Regions from separate parts of the Homo sapiens genome. Here all the other regions are linked to region 1. A link is a contact called in ENCODE Hi-C or POLR2A ChIA-PET data. All regions are on one chromosome and are shown on one strand. The core of a region is the stretch at or near the end of the contact, and the rest is flanking DNA. Distances in the headings are between cores, read along the strand shown.

Region 1 (4,848 bases), core at 732-3,231:
GAACCCATTCCAGCTTTTCCCAGGTTTTGTTCCCCAGGCTTCCCATAGATGGCCTAGGTCAGAGTTTTTTTAATCTCTATTGCATCACAATCACCTGGGGAACTTTGGTAAAACATGAAGACTGAGCTCCACCTGGACTAACTGAACCAGAATCACTCGGGTATGGAACTCAGGGAACCTGTGCTTCTTAAAAACTCATGGAGTAATTCTGATGCACAGTGAGGGTGGTGAACCACAGTTCCAGACAGTTTTCCATAGGTTTGCTGGGCCTTTCTGTAAGCAAGTGGCTGCTGCTTAGAAAACTGTTCCCACCCCATACCCTATGCACAAGCACACACACACACACGCACACACACTGTCTCTCAAGTATCAGGGCTGTAGTGTGGTATAACTGAGTCATGGGCATGAGCCCCTTTCCCAACCTGCCCACCAGGTAAGCTCAGGTCACGAGAGCAATAACTACCACATGTGCAGGTCTTCACTGCTTACCAAGCTTTCTTCAGAGATATGAGTGCCTTTAATCTTCTCAGCTGCCTGGGGAATAGTGATTATATTACCATTCTACCAAGGAGAAACTTGAGGCCTGTGGTAGGCAGAATAATGACACCAAAGATATTCACATCCTAATTCTCAGAACTTGGTGGTTCTGAAAATTAATATAAACCCTTTGAAAAACATTTTGTGTAAAAGCCTTTGATCCAGTGACTCCACATCCAGGAGCCTATCCCAAGGAAAAACTTACAAACATAAAAATCCTTACGAGCAAAAGTATTTATCATAGAGTTATTTATATTTAAAAATTAAAATGATTTACATTTCCAAAATTATGGGAAGGCTTAGGTAAAATATGGTATAGTCACTCAACTATGTAGTCAGTAAAAATGTTCGCTGTGTATATTAATATAGACTATATTTAGTATAATTTAGCACATTTTATATAATTTAGAATATATTTAGACACAATATTTAATTGAAATACCAGGATCTCAAGTTGTATATACAGTATAACTATGTAAAAACTATTTTTTAAATGGAAGGAAATGTTTATTATGTTTCTCTTCTATTGTCTGAACTGTATTTTCAATTCTTTATGAGTATACTTTATAAATGAGTATTACAGTTCACCCCCTGCAAAGAAGTCCACATCCTGATCCCCAGACCTTATGAACATGTTACCTTATGTGGCAAAGGGACTTTGCAGATGGAATTAAGTTAAAATGGGGAGAGTATCCTGGACTATCCAAATGGGCCCAGTGTAATTACAAGGGCCCTTTTAAAAGAAAGACCGGAGGCTCAGAGTCAGAAAAGGAGAGGTGGTGATAGAAGCAGAAATCAGGGTAATGTGTCCAGGAGCCAAGGAATGCAAGCAATCTCTAAAAGTTGGAAATGGGCTGGGCACAGTGGCTTGTGCCTGTAATCCCAGCTGAGGCGGGAGGATTGCTTGAGGCCAGGAGTTTGAGGCCAGCCTGGGCAACACAGCAAGACCCTATCTCCACGAAAAATAAAAAACAAAATTAGCCAGATATAGTGGCGTGTGCCTATAGTCCTAGCTACATAGGAGGCTGAGGCAGGAGAAGTGCTTGAGCCCAGGAGTTCAAGGTTGCAGTGAGCTATATTGCACCACCGCACTCTGGCCCAGGCAACAGGGGGAGACCCTGTCTCAAAACAAAACAAAGTTGGAAAAGACAAAGAGCGGGTTCTCCCCTAGAGCCCCCAGAAGGAACACAGCGTTCGATTTTAGCCCCAACAAGACCCATTTCAGACTTTGACGTCTAGAACTGTAAGCTAATAAACTTCAGTTGTTTTAAGCCATGACATTTATGGTAGTTTGTTACAACAGCAATAGGAAACTAATATAAGACCCGAGGAGGTAAAGTCCAAAGTACCTGTAGGAGCTGAGACCAGTTCTCGTTTCCCTCCTACTGTAGACTCAGGTACCCCAAAGCCCAGAGCTGCCCCTTAAGAGGAGAAGAGACAGCTCCACTGTGTGCATGCACCCCTCTAGGGCTGTGGACTGGTTGAACCTATGGCAGTCCCAGCTGTTGAGCCTTCCCGCCTTCCCCTTTTCCTCTAGAGTCTCCTTCCTAGGGATTACAGTGTGGTGTACAGATAAGAGCAGAGGAACTGACTTGAATATAAGAGCATTTTCCTTTGGAACACTCCACTCCCCAGCCATCAAGGTTTTTATAGCAAACACCATCCATAGCAACAAGATCAAAAATTCTAAACAGGCAAAAGCTAACAATAAATATCTAAAACCATTATGTGTTGAATGACAGTGGTTAGAACAAACAAAAAATTAAACTAAAACCAGAAGGTGAGTTCTACCACTTTTTAAAGTGCCTGCAATCGCAAATACCCATCATCCAGGGGGAGAATTGGGGTTCTTTGGCTTTTGGTTTTTAAGGTGGAGAGAACATTGGCAGAACCTGTTAGGAAATGAATTCCTTTACATTGTTGGTTCTCCAGACCAGCAGTATCAGCACCATCTGAGAACATTATTAAAATGCACATTCTCAGGCTCCACCCAACACCTACTGAAAGAGGAGCTCTGGGGTGGAGCCCAGCCATCTGCTCTAACAAGCCCTCCAGGTGACACTCATGCGCACCAGTTTGAGAACCACCGTCCTACAGGAAATCCAAATGCTGCTAAAAAGTTTGCCTGTCTGCTATCAAACCGAAAACATAACAGTTTCCCAGTATGTAGGTGAACGGCTAGAGTTTGGGGCCAGACTGGCATAAAAAAAAAAAAAAAAAAAAAAAAAAAAAACCTCCGAGTTTGGGGCCGGATTGGCAAGAAAACCGAAGTAAAATACTGACGGGGAAGGGCCTCTTTACAACTTTTTTCTTATGGATGTGTGATATAAATAGTATGCTTGCTGTGCAAACACATCCCCAACCCCTCCTTCCAACCCCATTGCTGCCCCTTACCCTCGCCTACAAAAAAACTCCGTATCCTTCCGTTCCTCAGTCCGGACTCCAGCTTTTTTCCTGGTCTCTCTCAAGTCATCCAAACCTCCTCCCAACCGCCACAAAGCTGCCCACCTACTATGCAAATCTAAACCCTTCCCATTCCCTCCCTTCACACAGTCTTAAAAGTTCCCTCCACAACGAAATTTCGTGTCAGAACTGTCTACTGGAACCCTTGGAAGCAAATAAACCGCCTTCCTCTAGCCTGAGAAACGTTCATCTGTCTCCTCTCCACTCTTGGGACAGCACCAAGAAGCTGGTTCCCGTAGCTTAGGGTTCGCTCGGCTCGGACTAGCCCCGGCTGCTGGGCGAAGCGGAGACTGTTGGAAGACTGTAGTCTGGAAGGTTTAGACTGAGCTGGAGGGACACCATGTGGCCATACCCAGTATGACACCTCAGGCCCGGAGGCTTCTGTTGTTTCTGTGGTGGTGTTTTTGTAAAGACCGTGAAACATGATGTTTAGGGTATTTTTGAGAATTAAAAAAGAGCAAAAGTTCACTCACAATTATGCTAACAAGATTATTGTTATTTCTGTTTCTTTTATTAAACATTTTCTGACAATTACAACAACACCCCCACCCCAAGGAGCACACCTTTCTTTTCAATGGAAATCTGATCATCAGCATTTTCCATGTTCATTCAAGTTTTTTGCAATCATTCTCTTCAGCGATAGATAACAGTAGACCCTCGATACATGCTGGTGCAATGAAATGGAATGAAGGAGCATTCAATTGTAGAGGGATGCTCAAGGTATAGAGGAACAGGGAAGTGAACCATTAATTCCGCCTGGACAGTCAGGGAAGATTTCTGAGAGATGTCATTCGGCTGAGGTGATTGAAGGAGAATCAGGTTATAGGATTGAAGGAGGATCCATTAAAAAGGTGTTTATTCTAGCACAGCTGAACACAATAAAGCCTGAACCAGGACAGAGCCCTGGGATCGGGTGGAGGGAAGGGGTGCAACAGAAATCTCTGGGGAGCAAGTTAAAACACAGATTCCCATGCTTTGCCCAGAGACCCAGATCTTGTAGGTCTAAGGAGGGGCCCAAGAATCTGAATATTTAGCAAGACCTCCCCACAGGGTGCTGCTGTTGCAGGTAATCCTCATGCCCACCACTGTTATTAAGCCCACAATCATCCTCGCCCCCCTCCTTCTTACTGCCTCTGTGGCCTCTGCCTGGAAAGTTCTTCCCATTCTGCTCTCGCTTGGCAAATGCCTTCTCCTTCAAGACCCGGCAGTGCAAATGTTCATAGGTAAACCCTTTCCGAGTGCTTGCTTTGTGCTTTGCACCACATTATTACTTTATAAAGAAACACTATTTAATTCTTAAAAAAAAAGAAAAAAGAAAAAAAACTCTACAGAGTAGGTCTCCTAATAAACCCCATTTTACAGACGAGGAAACTGAGGCAAAGCGCACTTGACTAACTGGCCCATTACCCATACTGCTGAGATGTATGTTTTCTTTCTTTCTTTTTTTTTTTTTTTTTTTTTGAGAAGGGGTCTCACTGTCGCCCAGGCTGAAGTTCAGTGGTTCGATCATAGTTCACTGCAGTCTTGAACTTCTGGGTTCAAGTGATTCTCTCACCTCAGCCTCCCAAGTAGCTGGGACTACAGATGCATACCACCACAGCAAACTAATTTTTTTATTTTGTGTAGAAACAGGATTTCACTGTTTCCCAAGCCGGCCTCAAACTCCTGGCTTCAAGCAATGCTTATGCCGTAGCGTCCAAAATGCTAGGATTACAGGTGTGAGCCACCACGCCCAGCCTGGGATGTATGTTTTCTATGTCGCCCGACAAGAGTACTCACAGCAGGAGGCTGAAGCTATGGTTGTCTCTGTGGCCCTGGAGCCTAGGGCAGTGCCGACAATGTAGTTGC
Region 2 (4,848 bases), core at 1,272-3,771, 240 kb before region 1:
TGTGTCTGATGGTGGAGCTTAAAGACCACAAGGCAGGCATCAGGAAGGGAGGATTATGAACAGGCTGGAACCCCACAGGCACAAGCTGGGACCTCACAAGGACAGGCTGGAACCTACTATTCTTGTTGCCTCTGACCTTGGTGAAGAACTCCTACATAGACCAGACCCTCAACCCTGAGCTAAACACTCACACCTGGCCCAGCTATTGCTTCACCAAGGAGGTGAGTCAGCAGGTTAACAACAGTGTACATGTGCTACATGATGGCTACTGCCTCCCTTTTGCCCCCAAAAAATCCTTAGAGGATCTCCTAGTTCACCCACCTTAACCAGAAACACATGTAAAGGGAATCATTGCATGTCAGCAAGCCAAACTGACATGTTACAAAGCCAGCACAGTGTCTTAGGTCAAATGTCCCAGGAAACAGACTATGAGATGGAGATGTACATGCAGGAGATTTACTGGGGTGTGTTCTTGGGAGTGAAGGAAGCCAGGGGCGGGGCAGAGGGAGAAGGTGAGCTGAGAGGCAGTTGCAACAGGATTCTGTATGGAGCTGGGATGGCTTTCAGGGTTGTCTGTAATGAAGGCAAGTCTGCCTCGGGGAAGAGTGCATGATCTTGGGAGATAGAGGGCAATTTCCAAAGGGGCCTCAGCTGTGAGCTGTCAGCAGCCACTACTACCAGCTGCTGGAGGAATGAGTGCCTCATTCCCAAAGGGGGGATCTGGACATATATGACAGTATCCAGTATAGTCTGCTTCAACCTGCCTGTGATGAGTGTGGATATTCTATGCTGGAAGAGGGGTTTTTAGGTGGGTAGGAGGTGAATGATTCTCCCTGTTACTCGAAGTTCATTTATTTGGTGGCTTTTTCCTAGTCCTCTGTTTCTAAACTTTTTCCCAGTTACAAAGGCTGGAGTAGAAACTTTTCACAGCTTCCCTGGTACTTTTCTGTTCCCCTGCTTCATGCCTGCTACATATGATTACATGGATGTTCCTCCATACTTAGGCCTCCCTCAGAGAACCTGGGTTTGGGGAATGTGGAATTCTAGCAAGTAGTATAAATTTTCTGAATGTCCTGCCAAGTGAGCTTGGAAAGCCAGGGCGGAGGCCTCGCCTTCAGAAAGGCTGCCTAAGAACCTCATTCCCTGTGGTCCACTTGGGGGTGATGTGTGTCCAGCTCCACCCGCTAAGTCATGTTTTTTAGTAACAGTGCAGATCCATAAGTGACAGAAAATACCAGGTTGCCGTTTTCTCATTTCCCAGAGCCATCAAACCACCTCTTACACATTACTATTCTTAAACATCCTCAAATTAAAATTATCCTTAGAATTTGAGAGTCACACATACATAAAAGTGTGGACAAGTACAGAAAATAAGTCCATCCTTCGAGTGCCTTCTATGTCAGTGAATGGCACCAGTCTCCATCTGGATGTACAACTCAGAATCCAAGGAGTCTTCTCAGCACCTCCCTCTCCTGCAGCCCCCATAATACAAAAGACTGTCAATCCACCCTCTTAAAGAACTCACCAGTTCTCCCTCCCACTTCTCTCCTTCTCCACTGCTGCCTCCCCACCCTCAAACTGCCATTGCCCCTTCTCTGGGCCCCTGTAGTGGCCTCTAAATTTGTCTGCTGGCATCTTCTCCTACCCCCTTCCAATCTGTTCACCATTCCACAAATAGAACAGAATAGTCTTTTAAAAATACAATTCTCATTATGTATTTCCTGTCCTTAAATTCCTTCTGTGTCTTCCTACCTATTTCAGTCAGAATAAAAACTCAAATTTTAATGTGGTCCACAAGCCCCTACAAGGCTCTTCAAGGCCCTGCAAGGCCCCAGGCCTTGTATTGCCCCTGGCTGCACCTCACTTGCTGGGTTCCACCAGTCTAGCCTTCTCTCAGTGCCTTCTCTGAGCCTCCCTTCTGTCATTTTCACACCCTTGCCTACTTAACAGCTGCTGCGGTTTAGTGGTTACTAATACAGACTCTGCAGTCAGACTGACAGGCTTTGAGTCTCCAGCTGTATAGTACCCTCCTCTTTTTTTTTTTTTAACTGTGTAGTCTTAGACAATTGGCAAAAGCTAACTGTATCTCAGTCTCCTCATCTGTGAAATGGAGGCAATAACAGAACCTTTAGCTAGAGGAATAAATAATTCAGCATTCACAGAGCACTTAGTGTGTGCTCAAAAATATTAGTTATTGTAATAACCCATCCTTCAGTTCTCAGCCCAAGCACTTCCTCAGGGAGGTCATCCTGGTAGGCCCTCCCTGAGCCAGGTCAGGGATCCCCCAGGTGTGCTTATAGCTTCCTGCCCCTTTCTTTCACAGCACATAGCATAGTGTGGTTCTGTCTGCCCTCTGCTCTAGGCCATAAGCCCCTTCAGGGCAGAAACACTGCCTGTTTGCTCTCCGGTACATCCCCAGAGCCTGCCCCGTTTCTAAAAATAAACATTCCCTTTTCTGGTGCAGTTGGGAGGGTGTGGATACAGGGTATGGCACATGCTTTCTGTCACCATATATGGAGGTGGAAAGTTGGGAGGCAACAGAAGACATCCGAGATGTGTCCTGGGGAGGCCTCCTTGTGGCTGATAAACACAGTAGGAATGGTCTGCCCAGTTCTAGTGAGCCCTGGGAGAGGCATTAAATCAGCCCCAGGAATGTCCCCCAGATTGCTGTGCAAATCCATCTGGTGTCTCCTCACCTAGCCTGCAGGCTTCAGAGTGGGACCCCAGAATTGCATCAGTGTTCCACTCATGGCAGGCAGCCCTTGCCCACCTACAGTAACTCCCGGCCTTTAGAAGACATACCTGGCACATCCAGCCTGGCTACAGAGTTATGCTGTTTTGATTTCCACGTCTCCACTACAGAGCACATCCACCAAGCATCAATACTCCTCTGCATCTGAACCAGAGAAGGGCTGCAGTGATGCCTCTGTTATACACTGGGAGGACTGAATTCAAGTCACAGCATTGCCATTAATTCTCTGTGTGACCTTTACTGGTCATTTCAACTCCATTATTCATTTTACTTCTTTGTAAAATGAAACATTGAAACAGATGACTTAGCTCCATCACAGAGTACTAGGCTACCCCTCAGAGAACCTTCTCCCCAGGACCCACCACAATGATCTCAGTTCTCAGTAACATGGGATCCTACTCAGCACACACACGTGATCAGACTAAGGGTGGACACCTCACCCAAGCTGGTTCTTCACTCACAGAGACAGTTCTATGGTGTTGAGTATCATAGCTATAGGTTAAGAGAATCCAGGGCCAGACTGGTGCCCATACCAGGCAGAACCTCACAGTAGCTGAGTTTGGGGAGGTTAACTACAGGCCCTAGAGAAGGAACAGGTCTACCAAGAGAAGACTGGAGCAGAGGCAGGCACATGGCACCAGACAAAGAGAAAGAAGTCACCCAATGACCTTCAGTCTCTGTGAAGCCCAGTTGTAATTCTTCTACAATTGGGTGTCTGGAAATTCCCCTCCATCTCTTCACTTAAGGGGAGTTTAGATGGTTTCTATTCTTGGGAACCAAATGATTGCTGACTAAGGCATCTTCTCATATTGGATGTCAATTCAACAAAACCTCAACCAGTAAGACTGCGATGATCATGACAGCTTTAACCTTCCCAAAGACCTCTGTCTTCACTTACAGTATTTTAAAGCCAAACAGCCAAGGAAAATTGATGCTCTAGGAAGGGTTTTCATTGGCAAAATGAGGAAATCAAGACCCAGAGAGGGAAACAGACTCAGTCAAGGTCACTTAGTGAGTTGGTGACAGTCAAGGTGAAAGCAAAGCTCTGCCCACTCATTCCAGAGAACCTCTCCTGCTGTGCATCAGGGCCTCCTCTTTACCCTGGGCCCACTCTTCCCCTGGCCAGGGCTATTACAAAGTCAGAGCTGTCTGCAGATTTCTGTATGGAACAGTATTTGTCCCTGGTCTGTTACGTGTTCTGGAGAGTAACAAGATGGAGACCATGGGGATGCTGGAGTTGTGGGTGTGGACGTGGACACCACACCACCTGCAAGGGAAAGTTTTGCAGACACCGAACTGCGGAACAAGATAATAGCCACACAGGCCAGAAAGCACAGCTGTGCCTCCAGGCATGGCCTGGGGAATACCCACAGGTGAGGAGATTCCTCCCTGATGTGGAAAGGGGATTCACATTGACCAGCCTGAGACTGCTGCACTGGACTCCAGCTGAAGGAGATCCCCCTGGGACTATGGGCTGCACTGGAGAGGGGAGCCCAGCTGGGAAATCACCAGAAACACCCACCTGAAAATCAGAGCCTGGAGAGGGTGGTGAGGCAATTTCTCAATAATTATCCAAAGACCTTTTGTTCTATTAAATACAGCCTCGAGAGAAAAATAAAAGATAGGACTTTTTCAAGATGCCATTCCTATGAGCAAAAAGTCATGTATTTGGAGCAGATATAGATACACTACAATAAAACATATCATTTTGAACCATTGTTATCTCTGTAGTCTCACTATCAGGCACAGGCGTGGCACAGAGCAGGTTCTTTACAAATGAGTGCTTATCTGAGCCTAGAACTAGTTTAACTTTAAGCACTCCTATTATCCCATTTTATAGATGAGAAACTGAGACTTTACAATCTGAGATCACACAGTTAATACGTGTAGTCTGCAGCCAGGCTCCAGAAGCCTTGGCTTAAGTTTCAGGCTATATTTGATGCTGTCTTATCTTTGGACAGGACTAATGTAGGATGTGTAGGCTGGCAGAAGTCTGTAGAATTTCCTGAGGCCAGAGGATCTTGAAAGGGGCCTGGCATCTAACCATACAGCATACAAATACAAACCTTGTAAAGATGTTTGTCTTGTCCACTCTT
Region 3 (4,848 bases), core at 2-2,501, 180 kb after region 1:
ATAATAAAGTTAAAGCACAGAGAAGCAAACAAACCCTGCTACTTGTCCCCAGATCACTGGAACTATAAAATACTAGAAATGGTCTGCTTACTAAAAAATAACAAAACAAAATCCTACTTAACATAGAATCCAAGTAAAGTGCAGATAAGCACCCTAGAGACTATTATGCCATAGGTCTGACTCCTTGAGATGCATGACCCTACAAGCCATGCAAAGTTGAATGCCACTGCACACATTAATCATGGAGGTGGCACCTGCGTGTAACAGACAGTCCTGACTGTAAGCACAAAAATAATAATAGGAAAATGTCCTGGAATTAGAGGTAATGACTATACAACTTTGCGAATACACTAAAAACCACTGAATTTTATACCTCAATATTATATCTCAAACAAAAAAAATAAAAATAAAAGATATACAAGAAGACTGAACATCAAAGCTGAGAGCTTTACTCAGACAAGCCACAGGCCACCCATGAATGAGACATAGGTAAGCGAGAGGAGGTTAAATTTTATCAGCACACAGGGGCGGCTAAATCTTGGGATATCTCGTTGAAGGAGAGTTGGTGTAGAGAACACAGCGCACCATGACAGACTCGAGTTTCTAAGGGAGAAGAGGCGACCTCCTATATATTCCCAGGGAAAGATCTCGAGTTTGAGCAGCAAGCATATAAACCCCGGAAACATCAGCGCCCACCTCTGTAATCTGCGAGGTGTTTTACAGTTTATCGGGTACTCTCACACCTCTGCTCCCGTGGGTTGGTTAGGAAAAGAGTAGCGCACTGTCAAATTCGAACAGGCTGGAGAGGAACTTTCAAGAACTCCTTCTCCGAGTGGCCCTGAGGCTGCAGAGACGCGGTGCCCCCAGCCTGAGAGGGCACAGGGGCTGAAGAAGATGATGATCAGACCTTGGCCAGGTATTTCGATCAGGGCTCTTAGGGAAGGAGGATGCTCTCGCTTCAGAAACGAAGTCGAGCGAAGTCGGTGGGGGCGATCGTACAAGTTCATGGCCCCCACCCGCCTCCATACACGACACTTACCTCGTCAGTGTCCCGGAGGGGAATCTCGATGGAGCCCCGCGACATGATGGGGTCAAAAGGCGAGCAAGTGTCTCGCCCCGCCGCTCCGCAGCCGGTAGTCTCCGCTTCAGGCTAATCCAGAGGTGAGTGACGGCTCCGGCTCTGGTCTTGACTGCCGCCCCGCGGCGCCGCTGGAGCTCTGGCTTCTCCTTCCCGTCAGCCGCTTAAACAACGAGCAGCGGACGGCGGACGGCCACTTCCGGCGACCCCGCCCCCTGTCCCGGAAGCACTCCCGGGGGAGCGTGCCCTACGCGAGCTCAGCTTGTGGCTCCGGTGTTTCCGTTTTGGGGTTGGCGGCTCCGAAGCTTTTGTTGGCGTGTCGGCTGTAGGGTGCCCCGAGAGCCTGCAGGACCTTCGGAACCATCTGGCGTCTGACTCTCCTCAGCGCTGGCGCGGCCCCGAATGAAAACTTGGAAGGCGTAGCCGCTTGGTCCCGCGGTGGGCGGGGCCCCTGCCTGACGTGGACCTCTCGGGATGGGCCTGGCCAATCCTGTTTTCTTCCCAAGATTGTTAGGGATAATTCAGTCATTCGTTTCGCAACCCATCTTTTGGCCCCCGTTAGGTGTAAGTCATACCTGTGATACCTTTGTGACTAGTTTAAATAAAAAAATTTACAATTAATTCGGTAATCATTGTGATAATTCATGTCTTATTTTTTTTAGTTCTTCGAAGCATGTAAGAAGATCTAGTATATTTGTGATTTAAGTAAAATTGCAGATGAGGCCAGGCGCGGTGGCTCACGCCTGTAATCCCAGCACTTTGGGAGGCCAAGGCGGGCGGATCATCTGAGGTCAGGAGTTCGAGACCAGCCTGACCAACATGGTGAAAACCCGTCTATACTAAAAATACAAAAATTAGCCCGGCGCGGTGGTGGGCGCCTGTAATCCCAGCTACCAGGGAGACTGAAACAGGAGACTCGCTTGAACCCGGGAGACGGAGGTTGCGCTGAGCCGAGATCAGCCACTGCGCTCCAGACTGGGGATCGATCGAGACTCCACCTCAAAAAAAAAAAAAAGAGGAAATTAATTTTAGTAATATATTTTATTTAACGTAATATATCCAAAATCTCATTTCAACATGTAGTCAATATAAAAATTCAGATAATTTTTACATTTTTTTATACTGAGTCTTGAAAATTCGATATGTATTTCACATGCATACACTGATCTCAGTTGCCTGATTTTAATTGGAAATATTGGATCTGTGTTTAGATTTTATAAAGTTTGCAGTTGAAAAAATAGGTTCACACACTTTAGTTTTTCCAAAATTTAAATTAAAAAAATTCCTAATTAAATTCCTTAATTGGATTAGTCATATTTCAAGTGTTCAATAGCCACATGTGGTTAGTGAATACTGCATTGGATGGCATCAGACAGTATTTCCCAGAAATACTGTTTAATATATTTTAAAGTTTATAAAGTAAGCATTAAACAAAAGTACACATAGTGGTGATTGTTATTCTCCATGCCCAAAAGCCTCCCTGATATTAAAAACTCTATTGATAGGTTTGGTTTTTCAGTTATTCGCATCCAAAGGCATCATACCTGATAATGCAGAGTGCTATGATTGAATAGTTGGGGCACTCAGTTTAGAGTGGGATTTGGAGGAAGTGACATTTAAGTTGCATCTGGGAAAATGAGTAAGGTTTGGCAGGTAAAGTATGTAGGGGAATGTGTACCAGACAGAGGGGACGGCATGTTGGGGAAGAGCTTTGAGAACCTGCAAGAAGGTCATGTGACTAGAATGTAGAAAATGAGGGGGAGAGTGGCATGAGTTGAAGCTGATATAAGAAGTACCCAGACATGCTGGGGTTTATGCTTATAAAGCAAAACTGACATCTTGTCCTGTTTCCAAAATGAGTGAGTGTACATATTACTTCCCACAGGAAAAACAAAATACTTTGTGTTCTGAAATAAACCGTGAAACAACAGTATCACACTCTGTAGTCTCCAAAGTGAACAAAACTTTCAGCATTTCCCATATATTACTGACTCTCTTACAGTTTAATTGCTGACTTTTGTACTGCTACAGTCTGAAGATATGTGGGAGCTTGGGGTCATATGGCAATCATATGAGAAAATTGCTCTTTTCTCACCATGAAGCAACTAACTGTAAACCTTGGTGTGTGTTCATTTGATGTATCAGTCCTTCTAAAGCGTAAATTCACCTGTATACTTTTGCAAGTGTTTTTGTAAGTAAACTTTTTTTCTAAATGCTTTTGTCCTTCAGAATTTCTTTTGACTTAGTATATATTAATGATTTGGGGTTTTATCTTACATGCAAAGTGATTGAAATGCTTTAAGTGATGTGTATGTGTCAATGAGAGGGAGAAAGAATAAAAGAGAATTGGTTTTGGCCAGGCACGGTGGCTCATGCCTGTAATCCCAGTACTTTGGGTGGCCGAGGTGGCCTATCACATGAGTTTAAGAATTCAAGACCAGTCTGGGCAACATGGTGAAATTTGTCTCTACTAAAGATACAAAAATTAGCTGGGTGTGGTGGTGCACGCCTGTTATCCCAGCTACTCAGGAGGCTGAGGCATGAGAATCACTTGAGCCCCAGAGGCGGAGGTGAAGGTTGCAGTGAGCCAAGATCATGCCGGTGCACTCCAGCCTGGGCGACAGAGTGAGACTCTGTCTGAAAAAAAAAAAAAAGAATTGGTTTTAAAAGATTGTTCTGGCTATGTTGTGAAAGATGGATTGGAAAGTGTCTCGAGAGGATGTGGGCAGACCACTTAGGAAACTGCTGTCTAGGTCACAGATGATAAATAGGAATAGGTTTAAGACAGTGGAGGTGGAGAGAAGTGGATGGATTTAAGATTATCATCTATCTATCTGTCTATCAATCATCTGTTGATACCTTAGTCACTAGGACTTGCCAATGTATTGGATATAGGCCGGGGTCACTGAAAAAGTAGTGTCAAGAAGGACGTCCAGTTTCTGGCATGAACAACTGGGTGAATGATGTGTCATTTCCTAAAATAGGAAAGATTAGTGGAGGAGCACATTTGGGCAAGGGTAGACCACTAGTTGGATTTCACATGTGTTGTTTGTAGTTTGTACTGTCTCTGCGACAGCCAGATGCAGATTTCAGATAGTCTAAATTACAGATCTGTAATTTAGAAGACAGTTTCTAACCTGGAGAAATAGGTCTGAGAGCTATTGGCATAAAGATGAATTTTAAAACTATGGGATTAAATTAGATTAGATAACCTAGGGAGAGAATGGAGAGTGACAAGAGAAGGGCCTAGTTCCCAGCCTGAGGAATTCTAGCACACAGAGGGTGTGAAGAGGAAGGTGGCCTGCAAGGAATCAGCAAGGACAATGAAGAGAGAATCACCTATCAGGGGCCTGGCAACAATTGAGACTTAAACTACACTCTTGGTACCAGGTTGCTACAAGCAGCCTTTTGTTTTTCCCTAAATGTAGCAGGCACTGATGAAATTAGATGTTTTAAAGCTGTAGAACCAGTTTTGGAGCAATTTCAAAGATTTTATTTCAACTGGCATGATTGCATAATGTCCATTCACAAAACACCATGCCCCATGTTGGGCCTGAGTGCACCAGATCAAGGCAAAGCAGTTAGTGTATTTGGCCAGTGTGGGTTTTGTTGAGTACATGTTCTAAATAGATTGTTAAGATTCTTACTTTTATGTTGTTGGTATTGCAGTTGTCTGTAATGTTGGTAAATATATACATTTAGCCAATCTGAAGAGTAAGTTATTTTATATGTTGATAAAATATGCTAATAATTAATTTATTATTTTTGAG

Evidence for each region. A loop is a pair of places that touch in the nucleus more often than their neighbours do. ChIA-PET counts read pairs that join two places held with the same protein, here RNA polymerase II (POLR2A). Pooled maps may share reads with other maps.
Region 2: a pooled map shows a loop between it and region 1 (2.8-fold over the local background). The contact joins two enhancer-like sites. A Hi-C loop is called at or near these places in 4 of 50 pooled maps. POLR2A ChIA-PET finds 5 or more read pairs at or near these places in 3 of 52 experiments (CD8-positive, alpha-beta memory T cell, MCF 10A and PC-9).
Region 3: a loop to region 1 is called in a pooled map, with 3 times the contacts of the local background. The contact joins the promoter of CTR9 here to the enhancer-like site in region 1. A Hi-C loop is called at or near these places in 10 of 50 pooled maps. POLR2A ChIA-PET finds 5 or more read pairs at or near these places in 5 of 52 experiments (HEK293, MCF 10A, OCI-LY7 and 2 more).

The regions. Positions count from the first base shown.
Region 1 is chr11:10,932,394-10,937,241 of GRCh38, reverse strand. LOC105379882 (a long non-coding RNA gene) reads right to left here. Exons shown (of 4, transcript XR_001748122.2): 2 at 4,780-4,848; 3 at 2,932-3,795. Among named protein-coding and RNA genes, the nearest start is that of ZBED5-AS1, 77 kb to the right of the region's middle. RefSeq lists a silencer at 393-581. Within about 2 kb of position 1,981, at least 2 of the 41 ENCODE cell types and tissues checked have a DNase peak (open chromatin) inside an H3K27ac peak, as active enhancers do.
Region 2 is chr11:11,169,169-11,174,016 of GRCh38, reverse strand. LINC02752 (long intergenic non-protein coding RNA 2752) reads right to left here. Exons shown (of 8, transcript NR_187402.1): 5 at 4,819-4,848. Among named protein-coding and RNA genes, the nearest start is that of LINC02752, 56 kb to the right of the region's middle. Within about 2 kb of position 2,521, at least 4 of the 41 ENCODE cell types and tissues checked have a DNase peak (open chromatin) inside an H3K27ac peak, as active enhancers do.
Region 3 is chr11:10,747,649-10,752,496 of GRCh38, reverse strand. CTR9 (CTR9 component of Paf1/RNA polymerase II complex) reads right to left here and starts at 1,251. Exons shown (of 25, transcript NM_014633.5): 1 at 1,040-1,251. The coding sequence starts at 1,084. RefSeq lists enhancers at 1,364-1,413, 1,434-1,583, 1,382-1,882.